Linked DNA regions of Homo sapiens: region 1 is linked to region 2. A link is an interaction called in ENCODE POLR2A ChIA-PET data of the cell type or tissue named here. Cell type or tissue: PC-9. All regions are shown on one strand. Each heading gives the region's core, and the rest is flanking DNA. Links, peaks and the distances in the headings are about the cores only. Region 1 overlaps PDCD4 (programmed cell death 4). Region 2 overlaps SHOC2 (SHOC2 leucine rich repeat scaffold protein).

Evidence for each region. ChIA-PET counts read pairs that join two places held together with the same protein. Peaks named below come from ENCODE experiments on the same cell type or tissue, not always from the same donor. Only the 100,000 strongest peaks of a DNase experiment are listed, where the experiment ranks them.
Region 1: POLR2A ChIA-PET joins it to region 2 with 8 read pairs; 5 of 35 experiments call an interaction of 5 or more read pairs at or near these places.

Annotation. Positions count from the first base shown.
Region 1 is chr10:110,873,537-110,881,478 of GRCh38, forward strand. It overlaps PDCD4 (programmed cell death 4), which reads left to right. Exons shown (of 12, transcript NM_014456.5): 2 at 2,430-2,534; 3 at 7,697-7,942. The coding sequence starts at 2,492. Among named protein-coding and RNA genes, the nearest start is that of PDCD4, 5.6 kb to the left of the region's middle. In PC-9, for the core only: no CTCF peak of the experiment used is centred there; no DNase peak of the experiment used is centred there.
Region 2 is chr10:110,927,397-110,938,176 of GRCh38, forward strand. All of the region lies in intron 1 of SHOC2 (SHOC2 leucine rich repeat scaffold protein), which reads left to right. It also overlaps the pseudogene RPL13AP6. Among named protein-coding and RNA genes, the nearest start is that of SHOC2, 13 kb to the left of the region's middle. In PC-9, for the core only: no CTCF peak of the experiment used is centred there; DNase peaks (open chromatin) are centred at 5,315 and 5,605; H3K4me3 peaks cover 768 bases; H3K27ac peaks cover 1,213 bases.

The sequences.
Region 1 (7,942 bases), core at 3,928-7,927, 53 kb before region 2:
AGAACAGTGTTTAATGTCAGCCTTCATTTTCTTCTAACTTGTATGTATAGTTTTCTCATCGAAAATTCATTTTTGTAGGTTAGTATGAAGGAAATAGCGTTTGGATTTTTTGCTTTATATTTTCTTGTTTGGGCCAATTAAGGGTTGTTAAATAAATTGGAAAAAATCCTACTACTTTAAAGAGCGTAAAAACGTGGAACATGTCTTATCTAAACTCTTAAAACGTGTTTGTTGCTGTCAAATATGACTTGAGTTCCTGATCGGGTTATCATTGCCTAAAGACACAGGACTATTTTTTTTATTAAGATAACTTTGTTTTTATCTTAATAAAAGAGATGATAGTCATTTCCTGACAGTTTTGTCTGACGGAATGCCTTCTGTATAATAGTTTAAAATAATTATTTTTAGTGTTTGGAAAACAGCATTTAAAAGTTTGAACAGCAGAAGTCTGTTTTAAGAAGCTTCTGTTAACCCTTGAAAAGAATCTTCCTGTGGGATATTAAAATTTTGGATTGAACTTGTGCAAACAGTACTGGATTTGGAAGGTCTGGATTCTCATCCTGGCTGTTCCACTAAGCAGCTGTCTGTCCTTGGACATATCACCTACCCTCTCTGAATCTGTTTAGTTGTGTGTAAGGTGGAATACCTACCCGAAGGTTTTTCTGTAAGGTACATTAAATAATACATGTACAATTCTTTTTGAATTGTAAAGGGCTTTATGAACATCAATTATAATCATTTCGCTTATTAGGTTCTGCAGAAAGTATTCTCTCAAAAGTTATACTTTCATCAAGAATGAAAAAGACTTTGTAATGGAACTCTAAAAAACTGAAACACGTATCATATGACATTATTCCTTTCCTATATGTATTTCATGCATGGAATTAAAACAGAATGTAGCCTTTTCAGCCATGAAGGATGCTGAGTGTTTAGATTTGCAAACCATTTTTGTTCATATATTTATATGAATCTCTACATATTTTTAAGATTTTTTTTTCATATCTAAAGTTGGCGGGAGTTATAGTGAAAAGTGATTATAAAGATTCACATATATTAATTTATTCTTAACAGAATTAGAGAATGATCTCACCATTTTCTTAAGTTCCCAAGCAATATGATAGCATATTAGTCTGAGGATTATACCATAGTAAGAAGCCTATAATTTTAACATAAGGTCCATTTGTTTTTGTTTCACAAAATAATACCGTTTTCTGAAGAAAAGGGCTATAAACTTATGTTAGCAAATAGTAGTACATAATGAGGAATTTAAAAGTCAGTTTCACCTTTGAGTCCCAGGAGGCTCTGTATATATCATTGTTATCCTAAAATGACATCTAACAGTAGGTTAAGTTATATAGGAAAAAATGTGCTTTTCTGTAATTAATTTATTAGGCATTTTCACTAATTTGTGCATTTTATATCTCTGAAGAGCACACTGCTAGCAACCTGATTGTAAATGACCAGAAGGACTTATATCCAACCTATGTGACTTAAACATACACTTAAGTACTCTAAACCACTATTTAAAAAATACTTCTAGAGAGATTCTGAAATCTTAATTTGGTTGCACTTTCTGGTAATATATTTTTTGAAAACTATTTTGATATTTCTTTCATATAACATTATTGGATCTGTATCACTAAGTTAATTGTCTAAAAGGTAACTGATTTCATCAAACCTTCCAGTATTAATAATTTTTAAGCCATTTTGAAACTGAGGCCTAAAATACTGAAATGCTTATGTCGTTGTACTTACTCCTTTCTGAAATGATCAGATTTTTAAAAAATGGATTTCTCATATAAATAATATTATCAAAAAAGGATTTCTCATATAAATAATATTATCAAAAAAGCTGATTTTAAAAGTTTCTCCCAAAGTCTTATTCTAGTAATTATAGAGACCTAGGTAATGAGTGGCAGATATATCTGCCTTTCAGATATGCCGTAATGTGAAAAATAACACAGTCATGTGATATTCTTTATTAACTAAAACTGTGTTGTTTTTATTTTGGAGTAGTTCTCATAATTCATTGGTAGGGAACTATCCAGTATTTATATTCCTATGTATGTATATCAGATTAATTTTGAGGCTTGGTATTCCTAAAAGATTTGGATGTGTGTATTTCTTTAACTTGACGTAAACATGTATCACAAACATATCTTTTAATTCCAATTAAAGGGGTGCTTTGGCACATGCTGAAATCTGGGATTTTTTTTTTTGACTTTGATAAATTTATCAAAAAGATTGGAACCAAATGTTAATTAGGGTAAGTTGTCTTTGAAAGTAAAGTGAACTGTTTTATTTAATGGAATTGTGTGTTTTTTGTTGTTGTCGTTTGTTTTTACAGTGTGCTTAAGTAAGTTTAATTCAGCTTAATTACATCAGTTTAAAAGATCTTGAAGCTTTCTTTTTTTCTTTTAAAAAAACAGATTCTGAAGGAAGATTTCCATTAGGTAATTTGTTTAATCAGTGCAAGCGAAATTAAGGGAAAATGGATGTAGAAAATGAGCAGATACTGAATGTAAACCCTGCAGGTAAGTAAGGATATCCTTTTTTCTTTTTTTCTTCGTTTTGAGACAGGATCTTGCTCTGTCACCCAGGCTGGAGTGCAGTGGTGTGATCATGGCTCACTGCAGTTTTGACTTTCCTGGGCTTAAGAGATCCTCCCCTATCTCAGCCTCCTCAGCAGCTGGGACAACAGGTGTGTGCCACCACACCAGGCTAATTTTTTATTTTTTGTAGAGATAGGATTTCACTATGTTGCCTAGGCTGAAATATCTTGAAGCTTGACTATGTTGTGAGGAAGCTTCAGACCATTCCATATTTTATAAAAACATGATAGAAAAACTATCTTTAAATACTCTTTTATTCATGCTGTAAGAAAACAGGCTATATTATTTTTAAAGTCAAGTTTGTGATTTTTATTTTCATGGAAATTCATTACATGTCCTATTTTTCTGCCTATCCTTTCACATTCCACATATTCCTATTCTCTGTTATATAGTACAGAATAGAGAAGAATAGTGAGCCTGCTTATTTTCACATGGGCTAGTTAGTGATTTCTGTAATATAAACTTACTGGTATCTTTGGTATCTTTCCTAACAAATAATTTTTATATTCTAAATTACCTAGGGTATTTTCCCTAATTCTCCATGGTGCTTCAATAGCATGTTATTATCATAAAAATGAACAGTTTTGTGGAATAGATGACCAAATGTGAGTAACTCAAGATAATTTAAAATGTATTTATAGTTTTAAAAATAATCTCCCAAAAAGTTAATTAGAATTGTGTAATATCTGAATAGTGAGAACAGTTCATATTGGTATACTTTGGATAATTCTTTGTCTTATAATTTTATTAATATTGAAAGCTATTTTCTGTCATTTTAAGTGTATTTCGTAACTAAATACTACATCTTTCTTTCCTCAGTGACTTAACTCACTATTGTTTACAATGTACATAGTTTTCTTTGATCTGAACAAACATGTTGAATTTGAAGCTTCTTTACCATTGTTTATTTACAGATCTTTTTAAAGTATGGTAAAAAATTGAAAAAAATTTATGTAATTAATGATCATTTCTGTGCTGCTGTATACAATAGCTGTATGAGTATGCTTTAGGGTTATAAATGGATAATATGTACCTACTTAATTGAGATGGGGATGGTAATACAGTTTAGAATATATTTTACATATAGGTAATTGCTTCTTTTCTGCACTGTCCAGTATGGTGACCACTAGCTACATGTGGTTATTACTCCTGGGCTCAAGTGATCCTCCCTCTTCAGCCTCCTCAGTAGCTGGATTACAGGCGTGTGCACCACTGTGCTTAGCCACATGTGTTTGTTGAGTACTTGAAATGTGGCTACTCTGAGTTGAGATGAAGGTCAACTATCTCAATAATTTGTTATATTGCTTGCATGTTGAGATGATATGGTTATATTAGATTAAATAAAATATATTTAAATTAATTTCACCTGTTTTTACTTTTTAATGTGGCTACTGGAAAATTTAAAATTTCTTATATGGCTTGCATTCTATTTCTATTAGAAATAGAAACACAGCTTTAAAATGTGTACTTTTTGTTTCCTAACTACAATAAGACCTAGTTCTAACCCTGTTCTTGGTGCTTGTGTCCAGCACTGCTTTAAAATAAAAGACTTGTTCTTCAATATTTGAATAGGCCTAAGATAGACCCTCTTTGTAGTAAATTCTTCACATAGCAAATAGTCCAAGTCACACTCTTACTCTTTTACTTGGAGGAAGTAGGTTATTCTGACCTTCAGTTTTTTCATGTATAAAATTGGGATATAAATACCCTCTGTATAGATTTATAATTAGGATTTAGTGAGATATTGTATATGTGTGTTAAGTCTGTGAAGCACATACTAGGTATGTAATACATGAAAGTGTGGTAATGTTATTCTAATTATGCCACTCATTGGACACCAGTAATTGAAAATGTGATTTTCTGGTGCTGTGGTCATATACAATTGGAGTGGTTACTATTGAGATATCAGAATTCAGAAAGAGGGAATTAGTACACAGTAGGAAACAATTTTGAAGTCAATCACATTCTGTACTCAGCTTATCATTTTAATTTTGGTTTTCTTAAAGTCAGCTCAATAGGGGTTATGGAACTCCAACAGTTAGGTGAGTATGAGTAACAAAATATAAAGCAATTAATACAAACATGGGTTAAAAATGATAAGGTCAAATATATAAATTATACTGAGAGAATGTTTACTGCTGCAGAGACACAAACATACTTGAAAGGATGTTAAAATTGTTGAAGAAAAGAAAACTCGATTATGGGAAATAGATGTATTTAAATTGAATACTCCAAGGGACAGTTTAAGACATTTTATTATAGTTCTGACTCCTGTGTCTTCTGGACCAGTTTTGTGGTTCACCTTAATGGCACAATGATGAAAGCACTATGTTACAGGTAGATGTTTAATGTTTTTCTCAACCATCCACTCTTACACGAAAATGTCATCTAATTTATGTGATCCTGATCTTTCTGTCCCCTTCCACTTAATCATTTTTGTTTATCTCTCTTTACATTCACGCCCTTGTTCGTCTCTTTAGCTGTCAATACTCTGCTGTATTCTAGTTTTGTATTTTCTGTAGTTATATGGGATTAAAAATGTGGGTTTGAATTCTAGCCATAATCCTTTCTAGATATGTAACTTCTTGTGAAACACATTCCTTCTGTAAAATGAGGATAAACAGTTTCTTTCTAGAGCTCTTGAAGCTTATAGACCACATATGTAAAGTGCCTTAGCTAATAGGTACCAGGTAGTGTGGAATCTAATAGGTACCAGGTAGTGTGGAACCTGGTATCTAATAGATGACAATAGTAATGGTAATGATGAAAGAAACAGTACTACGACTACTTCCACTAAGACTATAATTACTACTGATGGTTATGATGATGTCCCAAACACACCATCCTAACACCGGCTTCTTACCAGTTTGAAAACTTTTAAGGCATTGTTTGACTTCTCTTTAATCCTAGATACATTCTGCTTAAAAGTCCTTCATTATTTTCTTTAAAAGTGTAACATTATTATTTATCCCACAGTTACTACCCTTGCTCTTTACCAGTTAGCTTGTGACTGAATTACTGAAGCATTTTCTTAGCGGTTTCCTACTTTATACTTTCTCTTTTTGTAATATACTCAGTATTCTTCTGCCAAATGAATCCCTCCCATCTCTTCCCTATGATATCTAACTTAAGCTCTGACAATTTGAGTGTGGGAGTAGTTAGCAGTGATTCTGGTGAGGTAAGCAGGGGCAAGATCATAAAGGACCTTAAGTTACAAGGTAAAGAGTTTACATTTTGGCTGGGTGCGGTGGCTCACGCCTGTAATCCCAGCACTTTGGGAGGCCGACGTAGGTGGATCACGAGGTCAGGAGATCAAGACCATCCTGGCTAACACGGTGACCCCATCTGTACTAAAAACACAAAAAAATTAGCCAGGCGTAGTGGCAGGCATCTGTAGTCCCAGCTGGGGCAGGAGAATGGCGTGAACCCGGGAGGCAGAGCTTGCAGTGAGCTGAGATTGCACCACTGCACTCCAGCCTGGGTGACAGAGCGACACGCTGTCTCAAAAAAAAAAAAAAAAAAGTTTACATTTTTTGTGACATAATGGGACTACTTTTAAAGGATCTTCAGTGAGGGCATGCTTGAGAAAATCAGTCTTCATTCAGTATAGTTTGAAGACTGGAGGCAGGGAGACTACTTATGAGACTAGTGAAATAATTTGGCTCTAATTGATGATTTTGTTTAAAACAAAACATTCCTACCTTCCTAAGTATGTCAAGAATTGTAAAGATTTAAACACATGTATGCTTTTTATAGGTTGGTGAAAATTTTTGGTTTCAACATGTCTTAAAACATATTAAAGCCCATGCACATAGACCTGACATGTTATAATTATCTTTAGGCATATAGAAAATGATTTGAGTGATTCAGCTCTGATTTGCGTTAACAATAATGAACAAAACTGTGGCCCAGTGGTAGCTAATTCAGTAGCCTTTCTGACTTAAAGAGCTTTCAGGGCAAAGCCAAGTGCCTCCACTTGATCTCCATGGAATTTGAGTATGAAGGACACTCTGCTAGGTGATGGGGATACAAAGAAGGACATACAGTCTAGTTGTGGTTTCTCCTTTGAAGCTTATGACTTAGTTGGAAGAAAAAGACTGCTATATAAAAAGAAAGTGATTTCCATGACGTGTTGAATGAATAGTATGTGAGCAATTAGTGTTCCTGTACCTAGAGTTGTAAGGGAAGTTTTAATGCAGGGAGTAAGACTTGGGCTATATCCTAAAGGATTTTGATAACTGAAAATAACAGTGAGGGCGACATTCTACTGGGAACTCCAGTATGTTGATCTCTTTCAGAAGAATCAATTTTATATAGGCTGGAAGATTTACAGGATGGTAAGTAATAGGAGAAAAGTTTAGGGAGATGAATTAGGACTTTGAGATGTTGGCTTTTCTTGAAAGCAAACTTTGTCTTGAGGCAGTAAAGCATCAGCAGTTCAGCTCAACAATCATATGCGATTATTTGCTAAATGCCTTTCATTCTCTTTTGGATTACTAATAGTTCTTAAGTGTTTATACCTAGTTATGGGACGTTTGGCAAATCATTTAAACATTCTCAGCCTTAGTTTCCTTATCTGTCTTCAATGTTATAATAATTAACTGCCAAACTTGTGCATAAATAAATGATAGAGTGTCTAGCACAGTGCCTAATAGTAGGCATTCTATAAATATTAGTTTATCTCTCTTCTCAAGATGCTTTGTCTTTTCTTAATATCTCCAATTAGCTCATAAAAGTCTAAGGGTTTTATATTTGGTGTTGCTGTTAGCATAGATTTTATGATCTAAACGTGAAATAACATGCTTCTTTTGGTAAAAACAAACAAATTTGGTTTGTTTTTGGTAAGAAACAAACATGCTTTGTTAAAATTCAGTGCCTTGGTTTACTTTCCTTGATAATGTGAAAAGTAATCTTATTTAGTTGTTTATTAGATTGAAGTAGATGAAATTCCCAATATGTGACTGTAATTTACCTACAAAAATGGTAATGTCATGTGATTCAACCTAATCTAACTTACCACTATATCTATAAAACAGTAGATACTTAAAATACTTAGAATTTTTTTCTTCATTTTTCTCTTTAAGATCCTGATAACTTAAGTGACTCTCTCTTTTCCGGTGATGAAGAAAATGCTGGGACTGAGGAAATAAAGAATGAAATAAATGGAAATTGGATTTCAGCATCCTCCATTAACGAAGCTAGAATTAATGCCAAGGCAAAAAGGCGACTAAGGAAAAACTCATCCCGGGACTCTGGCAGAGGCGATTCGGTCAGCGACAGTGGGAGTGACGCCCTTAGAAGTGGATTAACTGTGCCAACCAGTCCAAAGG
Region 2 (10,780 bases), core at 2,902-6,901:
TATTGGTTTATCTACCATGTGCTAATTGCAACTCTAAACTCATAGAAATGGGATGCTTATATACTAGGCAGCTTAAAATAGTAAGGTTTTATGATTTAATCTTGAAGACATTTATTTCTGTACTTTGGAAGTAGTGATTTGAAATTCTTAATACTAGAAAATGGCCTAGTTTCAGAACACCCACTAAGCAACTGTGGGAACTCAGTATGCTAAATGGCTGGTAGTGCTGCAGTATTTTTTAAATTTTCCCCACCTCCTGTTATATAATAGCTTATAGTAGTACAACAGAATATGAGTATTTGGGACGAGAACAAAGCATATTGAAACCGCAAAATGATGTGAGATTGTGTCAGGCTTTGTGTTGGGCACCAAGCACCTTAAGATAGTCAGATATAATGATGGTTAGTGAATGTTTGAAATAAATCAAGTGGTAATGTTTTAGGTTGCAAATAAGGCTCATGAAAATAATTATTTGGAGGCTTGAGAAAAATGACTTTTAAAATGGAGTCACTATTTTTAAAACACAATACTCTTTTATTAGAAAAAGTTTGATAACTCTGATATAAATATTCCAATGATGCTTGTGTACAATACTTAAAGCTTTTAGTGAAAATAGTTTTTATTTAAATATTTCCCCTGGCCAAGTGTGGTGGCTCACACCTGTAGTCCCAGCACTTTGGGAGGCCGAGGCGGGTGGGTCACCTGAGGTCAGGAGTTAGAGAACAGCCTGGGCAACATGGTAAAACCCTGTCTTTACTAAAAAAACAAAAATTAGCTGGGTGCAGTGACGCATGCCTGTAATCCCAGCTACTTGGGAGGCTGAGGAAGGAGAATCGCTTGAACCTGAGGGGCAGAGGTTGCAGTGAGCTGAGATCACACTACTGCACTCCAGCCTGGGCAACAAACAAGCAAAATAATTTCCCGAGACTGTTGTGCAACCCCGTCATTGTAGCATTGTTTCAGCCTATGAGAACCAGATACTGAAATTGATTAGAAACTATTAAAAAAAGTTCACTATTTACTTTTTTATTTAGGAAAATATGGTTATAAAGGAATTTGATAAAACATACTTTTACTAGCTTATTTTGTTAATTTATAAAGGGACCAAGTTGAGCCTGCACTAGTTGTAAAAGATAGATTAATATTAAATGTTTCAGATAAAAGGTTTTATGATATGAAAAAGGATGGACTTAAATTTGCTTTAAACATCAGCTGTATGGCAGGCACAGTAGCTTATACCTGTAATCCCAGGAGTTTGGGAGGCTGAGGCAGATGGATCGCTTGACTCACAAGTTTGAGACCAGCCTGGGCAGCATGGTGAAACCCCGTCTCTACCAAAAATACAAAAATTAACAGGGTGTGGTGGCATGCATCGGTAGTCCCAGCTACTTGGGAGACTGAGGTGGGAGGATGGCTGGAGCCTAGGAGGTGGAGGTTGCAGTGAGCCTAGATCTTGCCACTGTACTCCAGCCTGGGGAACACATCCAGACCCTGTCTCAAAAAAAGTCAGCTGTATAACTCCTGTAGAGTTAGCTCTGTGAGTAATACCTTAATGCATATGAAAAAACTTTCCTGGCTTTTTCTCAATTGGAACTCAATTATACCTGATATTTGCAGGTATATATGTGTATTATATAAATACCATAATATAACAACAATGATCCTGTGCCAAGATCTTGAAGATTTTTGTTTTATCAAAGAAAGCTGAAATTGTTTAATATAATTGAAGTTTTCTTATATTTTGTCATATTCAAATTCTTTGAAAATTGATAATCTATAAATAGTAGATTGATGTGGTAAAAATAAAAATTGTTCATTAGCACATCTTATGGCCATTATCCAGTTTTTATAACTAATTATGCAAATTGATAATATTTGAGTTGCTTCCAAGAGCAACTAAGAATCACTAATGTCAACATTTTTTTCTTCCTGGCATGATTTAAATAATATATCACTTGCTACCTGCAAATTACTACGTGATTTACATGTTTGTGGTATGGAAATTTTTTTCATATCAAAGCTTCTGATGTGGGAATCTTATTTCATATCAAAGCTTCTGATGTGGGAATCTTATTTTGAGATTTTCTTTATCTGCTTGAACTGCTATAATAAAATACCATAGACTGGGCGGCTTAAGCAACAGTATATATATTTCTTACAGTTCCGAAGGCTAGAAAGTCCGAGATTGAGGTGCCAGCCGTTTCTGTTCAGGGCGAATGAAGAGTCTCTTACAGGTCTTCCTGCTGTATCTTCAGTTGGCAGAAAGTGAGAGAGCAAGTTCTCTGGTCTCCTCTTACAAGGGCATTAATCCCATTATGAAAACCCCACCCTTGTGACCTCATCTAAACCTAAGTACCTCCCAAAGGTCCCATCTTCAAATACCATCACATTGGAGGTTATAGCTTCAGCATAAGAATTTGGGAAGGACACAGTTCAGGACATAGCAGGATTATATTCACAAGATAGTAGTTAATACATACCAGTTGGGAATTGTAGGGTTGTGTTTAATGTGTTAAATTACAAAAATAAAGTATCCCTTTATGTATATTAAAACATATAAGAGCTGCCTTTCAATATCTTGAGTAACTTCTGATGGGAGAAATTCCTTATTATCCTTAAATTGAGTATGGCTGCTTATTATGTTTCTTTTGATCTTATATGAGGAAGATTTTAGCTTTGTGATATTTTTTAAAATGTAATACAGAGATAATGAGATTATATTTTTAAAACCCAAATTATAAAAGTTCTATTTAATAAACCAAACTGTCAGAATGGTAGATAAATAGTTGAACATAGAGGTCTTTTAAAGTCTCAGAAATGGACCATATAAATGTAAGAAACGCCAGTTGTTTTATAATCATGGCAACTTACTAAATACTGACTGATACTCAAATATAAGATACCTTGAGACCACACACTCCTAGTCTTGTTATTGAGAGCGCATTTATTTTTGTTTTTTTTCTGACAGTTTCCGATAGTTTAAATAGAGTGAGTAATGGAAAGGATTTATAATGAGATAGACTTAGTGAAGAAATATGTGGCTTTATATGTACAAAAAAGTAGTAGTTAAATTTAATTAACAGTTTTTAGTTTAAAAGGTCTGAAAATCTTTTTTTCTTTGAAAATACTATATTGAATATTGTAGTCATCTTAGTGTATGTAGCAGTTATATTTTCTCTTTTGCTTTACACTGGTAATTAAATAGCCTTTTTTTTAAAATTGCCAGTTTGCATGGGAAATGAAAAGTAAAGTATATCTTGGGAATACTTAAGTTGTGTATGACATGTTTGGAGTTCCTTGGCAAGAAAGGCAATTTAAGCAAATATTCACGAGTAAATCTTTTTTTTTTTTTTTGGTAGTGTTTGTGTGGCATTTAAAACTTTTCAGATAATGTTTGGTCATTTACCATTTGACGTTTACCATTATATCTTAGTACTTTTGAGACTTTTAAATCCCCTCTTCCCTATCCTGCCTTTTAACTGTGAGACTTTGGTGAAGAATTTTGCAGTTTATGCATATGGTGAGTTGAAGTGTTGTACAAGAGAGCTGTAATCCCAATTATGGTTTATATTGTGGATTGGGTAAACAGGAATTTTCAGTTCTTTGCTCTAAACTCTTGTTTTCCTAGAATGTAAATTACACGTAAAGTCTTTTGCTTTCCCATAAGAAGTAATGCAGGTTTCCTAAAAAACTCCCATTTGCTGCTATATAAAATAAATCAGTCCCATGTCTCTCCATGTCTTTCCAAAATATTTTATTTTGCTTCCTTACCAAGGAGGGAAAAAGTTGAATGAATGAATTTGAAGATGCTATGAGTTGTGGACTCTTGACATAATTCTAGTTAAATGGACAAGTGTAGAACATTTTATTTTTGTGGACAGCCGTTAGCCTCTATCCCCTACCTCAGGTTCACTTGTGCTGCTTAAAGGTGTGCTTTTCCATTTCTCTGTAAACAATAACATTCTTTTGAGCATGTTAATTGTGGGTGTTTTCTCATTCTTTGGACCAATCTTTTGGTCTTCTAACTTTGAAAGCTCCTTTTTAAACTCTTAAACTGCAAAAATATATAGGTTTACATGATTTAGGTGGGAGAGCTCTTTCTTTTTATTTAAAAGAATAAGAAGCCTTTACATCTTAATAAATAATGGGAAATACAATTGAAATCTTGTCATTTTTAGGTATTCATGTCAAAATTTGAGTGACCTGGAGTTAATTTTAAGTAGGATATAGGGGAACTCCATGCATGAGATGAAACCTTGTTTATTGTTCATTTATCATGTTATTAAACCAGTATTTATTGAGCATTTATTTTGTGCTCAATAAAAGGTTCATAATATTATGTTTAGAGTTATTTATAGAGTAAAAATTGCTGTCTAGAATGGCAGATAAAGCCAAATTAGCAAGTATTTATTGTTCTTTCAATAAATATAAGTGTTATATGTGCTAAGTATTGTCCTAAGTACTAGAATACAACTGTGAAAAAGGCAGAAGGGTTCCTGTTTTCCCATTACCTTTAAATGAGAGAGTCAGACAACTAACCTGCCAAGTCTAATAATAGCATGATAAGTGTTCTGTTAGGGGAAGTTTTAAGTGGGAACACAGAGGAGGTGGTATGCAGAAAGGCTTTTGAATAATTAGGAAAAGCCTTCCCAGACCTCTAAGCTGAGGTCTGAAGAGTAAGTAGGAGTTAGCTCAGTGAAGAATTGTAAATCTGTGTTTCTGGCAGAAGAATATAGCTTGTGCAAAGTCCTTGAGACAGGAGATAGAAGACGCTGCCATGGGATGTGAAAGAAGTTCATGTGACCATAGTGCAAGATGGGAAGTATTAGAGTTGTGGCAAAAGTATGCAGGGGCTAGATCTTCAAGACATGTGAATTATTATTAAGAAATTTGGGTTTAATCCTGAGGACTCCCCTCAGTTCTTTTAATTGGACATTAACCTGATTAGATTTGAATGTTTGAAAGATCACTCTAATTACAACATAGTGATTAGGTTAAGAACAGGATGGGAAAGTGGATATGGTGAGACCAGTTAGAAGGCTATTAGAAGAGAGAATTTGGTATACCTTATAGCAGGGTAATGGCAGTGAGAATGAAGAGAAGCCAATGGCATTGAGAAATTTGGGGAGAAAAATTGATAAGATTTGGTGATTGTCAGAATGTAAACATTGAAGGGGAGAGAGAAGTCAGGATGACACCACCTGGATTCCTAGCCCCCTTTCACCTTTTTTGGTTGATTCCTGCTTAGATGTTATCTCTTTTAAGAAGCCTTTCCTGATTCCCCTAACCTCCAAGGCTAATTCAGGTGCCTTCCCTTTGTGCTTCAACAGCACTTACTCGACTTTTTTCTTGCTTTACTCACTTGTGTATAAGCTTTCAGGCAAGGATTGTGCTTTATTGTTATTGCATGGTTTGCACCTTGCAAAGTGCAAGGTATACTAAGTGCATTACACTTAGTATAAATGTTGACCAAATGAAAATATACTTTTTATATTTATAAAAATTTAAATGTAATTGGAGAAAATTGGTTTTCTGAACTGCTAATATTCAAAACTTGTTTTACAACTTTAGAGTGAGTCATATCATTCCATGTACTTCTGAATGCCACTTGTAAAAACAGTTTATATTGTAATTCTGGCTGGAAGTAGTAGATATATTAAGTTCTTTATGGGTAATCATAGACTAAATGATCTCTGATTATTATATAGATCTTTTATGCATTCAGATTTTCTTTGTAGGTAAAGTTTTAATTGGCTTTATTAGTTTAAAAATTAACATCACTATCAGTGTTACATATATTTTGTTTCAAAATGAGAGTAGCTTTTTTTCTAATTATGAAAGGAGTGATTACTCATTGTATACATTTAAAAGATATACATACAGAGATAAAAAGTGAAAATCACCTGTAATTGAAGGATAGCATTGCTAACACTTTATGTTCTTCTAGACTTTGAAAATTTTATATATATTTATGATTATATATGATTAAGTTAAAAGAAAAATTAACAGTAAATACTTATGTTTGTACAAGATAAGGTATTAATATCATTTATAGTAAGAATCTTAATAGCCAGTATGTAGCCAAATAAACCAATAGGACTAGGATACTAAACTTCAATTATTACAGGAGACCAGGCAGGTAACATAAATGAGTGAACCCAGTAGGGGAAATATATGAGGTGGTTGAATTGTAGAACACTTGGAGAGGGCAGCTCCTTTTCAATGTCAGTTGATTTTCGTCATTAAGAAGTATGGAGCTGGGCGCAGTGGCATGCACCTGTAGTCCCACTACTCTGGAGGCTGAGGTGGGAGGATCTCTTGAGCACAGGAGTTCAAGGCTGCAGTGCACACTGATCACACCTGTGAACAGCCTAGACACTGCACTCCAGCCTAGACAATGTAGTAAGACCCTGTCTCTAAAAAACAAACAAAAGAAATGTGGATCCAGTCCAGTGATGCCCATATCTTTTGATTTTTTTTTTAACGAAAGTTTGGATTTTTTTGTGAGGCTCCCAAAGATTAAATTCTGGCAAATTAAAAAAGCCACAGTGTGTGTTAAGCACGATGTAGCTATTAGCTGTATTTTGTTTGAATACCACAAACAGTGGAAGAATGGAAAGATCTGCACACTCTTACTAATATGTAGATTTAAATAATATATCATTTGCATACGTCAGATTGATGAAAATGATTACTAATTTGCAAGGCTGGAAGAGTATAAGTTGATGCAGGCTCTTTGGAAGAAGGCAGTTTGGAACTACGTATAAAAATTTAAAATGCATATTAGTTTGGACCTGACAGTTCTACTTTCAGGAATCTGCCTTACAGAAATATTAGTCCCTGTGGGTGAAGATTGATGTTCAGTGAAGCATTATATATCTTGGTGAAAACAAGATTAAAAAATGTAAAGGAAAATAGAAACAACCTAAATATCAGTTGATAATAGGAATGATTAAATTATGATATAGCCATATCACAAATCATAGGCAATGAAAAGATGAAATATATCTGTATTCCTGTGTGGAGAGAGTCTAGAATTTACTATTTGTTAGTTACATACAAAAATTATAATTTATATACATAAAGTTATACTATGCTGTCATTTTTAATATCCGTACAACATTGCATAGTACCATAATTTAGTCTATTGATGTACATTAGGTTATTTCTAATATTTTGCTATTTATGTGCACATTGCAGTGAACACTCCCTTTACATATGTCCTTGTAGTGTTGTCTCCTAAGATATATTCCTTTTATATCTTACATGGTGACAACATTAAATATCTGAACTCTGTGACATCTTGGGGACATACATTTACCTCTGATAATTTGCTATTTGTATGACCCTTGAATTGAGTAAATGCACCCTAGGCATGGTAGACCAGAGAACTAACCAGAAAAGTGGCACTGTGTTTAGTCATCCTAGATTCTTTAAGATTTTTAAAGGTAACTTAAGTAGTAGTTTTTGTCTAGTCCATACATGCATGTGGTGTAAAATTCAAAAGATATAGAAAGGTAAAGTAAATCTTTCTCCCACTCTGAAACCTCTTCTACCCAGTTTCTGCTCCTGGGAAACTACTATGAGTTTATTCATCCTTCTGCACATATTTTATACATATATGTATACTTTCTGCACATATATGTGCATATATATGTATATATTTTAAGTTTTTTGTAAATGATAGCATACTATGCTGTTCTACAGTTCACTTTTTCTCACTTAACTATAATAATATCTAACACTTACGTAGTGCTTTGTTCTAGGCCCTGTTCTAACAAGTGTTTTTGTATTGATTACTAATCTTCATCACAAACGTGAGAAGTAGGTAAATATTATTCCCTTACCACAGAGGAAGAAACTGAGGCACAGAAACTTTAAATGACATGCTAGTAGGTTGTCAGCTGGAAGGTGAACTCCAGCATCCAGCAGTTTGGCTACAGAGTCTTTTATATTAGCCCATTTGCTATACTAACTCAATTGTTGCCTCATTCTTTTTATTAACTACATAATATTCCCTTGAAAAAACTTCAGTTTATCTAACTAGGTCCTAGTTGGTGGACATTTAGGTGTTTCCATATACTGCTGTTATAGATGATGCTAGTGTGAATATCCTGGTGCTTATAAATGCCTGTGTCATTTTGAATATGTAAATCTCTTTCATTTTCATCCATTCAAATTTGGGAGTTAGGGGAGTCTTGTGTTCATATAGTTACATTCTATTTTGAGATCTAATATGAGACTTTTTTTTCAATGAATGTATTTAGCTAATTTATATTTATTATATCATTATGGTTATAGCCTCATCTTTTATAGCTAATGGACTAAGAGATAAGTCAAGGTATGTTAACAATTGAAATATACTTAAAGATGTAAAGCAGTACAGTATAAAGATATTAGCATTCCTCAGTCTATTTACTCTCTCACGTTTTGTTGGTTATATAAAAACATTATCAGGAATTGTAACAATTACATTATATTCTATAGCCATAGCCATAGTTTTAGACCAATAGTTAAGTGGATTCAAATGCTCAAAGTTTGTTATTTTCGATAGTTTTTTAAAAATCTTTTAGATGGCTGAACTTTATCATCAAGTATTTTCTTAAAGTTTATGAAAACTATTCCTTAGGGTTTTGCATATTTAATGATGTTTTATGCTGGGGGTAAATTCTTGAGTACTCTAGATATTGCTTCACTGATTTTTTTTTTTTTTTTTTGAGTCGGAGTTTCGCTATTGTCGCCCAGGTTGGAGTGCAATGGCGCGATCTCGGCTCACTGCAACCTCCGCCTCCTGGGTTCAAGTGATTTTCCAGCCTCAACCTCCTGAGTAGCTGGGATTACAGGCGCCCTCCACCCTGCCCGGCTAATTTTTGTATTTTTTTTTTTTAGTTGAGACGGGGTTTCACCATGTGGCCAGGCTGGTCTCAAACTCCTGAACTCAGGTGATCCGCCTGCCTTGGCCTCCCAAAGTGCTGGTATTACAGGCGTGAGCCACCGCACCCAGCCTGCTTCACTGATGTTTAAACATTGATTCCCTCCTCCTTCACATGTTAAGATAGTAATGTTTTTTGCGTAGATTCTCAAAGGATTCTCTTTTTAAATCTTTGAGAAACAGTAATTTTACTATTGCAGTATTTATCTTGATTAGTCTGCATCAGCTTTTCTTAGGAAAGGGCATGTCCTTTTCTTTTCCTTTTTTTTTTTTTTTAACAGTCTTTATTGGGCTCAGACCAGGAGTCCGTGGGTCTTGAGGACCTCTGTGTATTTGTCAGTTTTCTTCTCCATGTTCCTCTTGGCCTGTTTCCGTAGGCTTATGAGCTCTTTCTTCTTCCGGTAGTGGATTTTGGCTTTCTCTTTCCTCTTCTCCTCCAGGGTGGCTGTCACTGCGTGGTACTTCCAGCCAACCTCGTGAGCCAGGTGCCCCAGATAGGCAAACTTTCTTGTAGGCTTCAGACGCACAACCTTGAGGGCAGCAGGAACCACCATCCGCTTTTTCTTGTCGTAAGGCGGTGGGATGCAGTCAAACACCTTGAGGCGGTCCAGAGCGGCCTGGCCTCGCTTGGTCTTGTGGGGCAGCATACTTCGCACAGTCAGCCAGAAGATGGGGCTGGGGGCCCGGAAGTGGTAGGGGCGTCGGAAAGGGTTGGTGTTCATCCGCTTGCGGAGGAAAGCCAAGTACTTCAACTTGTTTCTGTAGAAATTGCCAGAAATGTTGATGCCTTTGCAGCGTACGACCACCACCTTCCGGCCCAGCAGTACCTGTTTAGCCACGATGGTCGCCAGGCGGCCCAGGAGATGGCCTCGACCATCAAGCACCAGGACCTGCACCTCTGCCATCTTCGGCTGCCCCTTGGGAAAGCTGCTTTTTTTTTTTTTGGTCCAATCCTGACTCTGTGTTTCAGTGATGCCAAATGAGGTCTGTGAAAGCTTCAAATGTTTCAAGCAAGGGACTGTTGGGTTTGCTTTTCTGACTGTCATGTAATTTACAGAACTGAACTAATAGTTTTAAGATTTGAAGATGCAAGCCATTTCCCTGGCTTGAGCTCTTCTAGCATCCCTCTTTGCCTTCACTGTATTTAGTAGACCCTCTCATATGTTATGGTTAGGGATATGTCTTAGTTTGTTGAAGAAGTAGTTTGTGTTTCTGTTTCTCACTCTCCTCTCCTAGTTGTTTTCAGATATTTTTAAGAGGAAAAGAGGGGACCATACCATCTTTCAAATTAGAAATCCTAAGAGCTACAGGTCAGTCCAGTTTTGTCAGAATTAAGATAACTTTAAGGGATAAAGTATGGGCTGATGTAGTTTTCCGAAAGCCAAAAATAGTTCATTTACAGAGGCTCTTTTGGATAAATTTGTTTTATTAAACAAAATCACAATTTAACATATGAGTTTGATTATATCAGTTTGTAGTTATGAAGTCTTGTGCATTAAAAAACATTAAGAATGAAACTAGTAAGTCTGCAATTAAGAATTAAGCATGAGACTAGAGACTAATGCCTAAAGACTAATAACTAAAGTTAGGGTTTAGTTTTAGAGTGCTCATCAGTTCTTCAGTTTTCCTTAGATGGTGATTCTTCTTTCAACTGAATCTGAAAATTAAACTTTCATGTACAAAGTTCTGCTACTAGAATATTTTTAAGTCCTTTAGCTTAATGAATGTTAGTTCTGGAATAATCTGGTATTCTGAATGGCATCTTGTTTTTCAAGGGTAGTGTCCATTTATTTTCCTCACTTAATTGGTCCTATATGTTAAAAGAAATATGTTTGAAAAATTTTGATA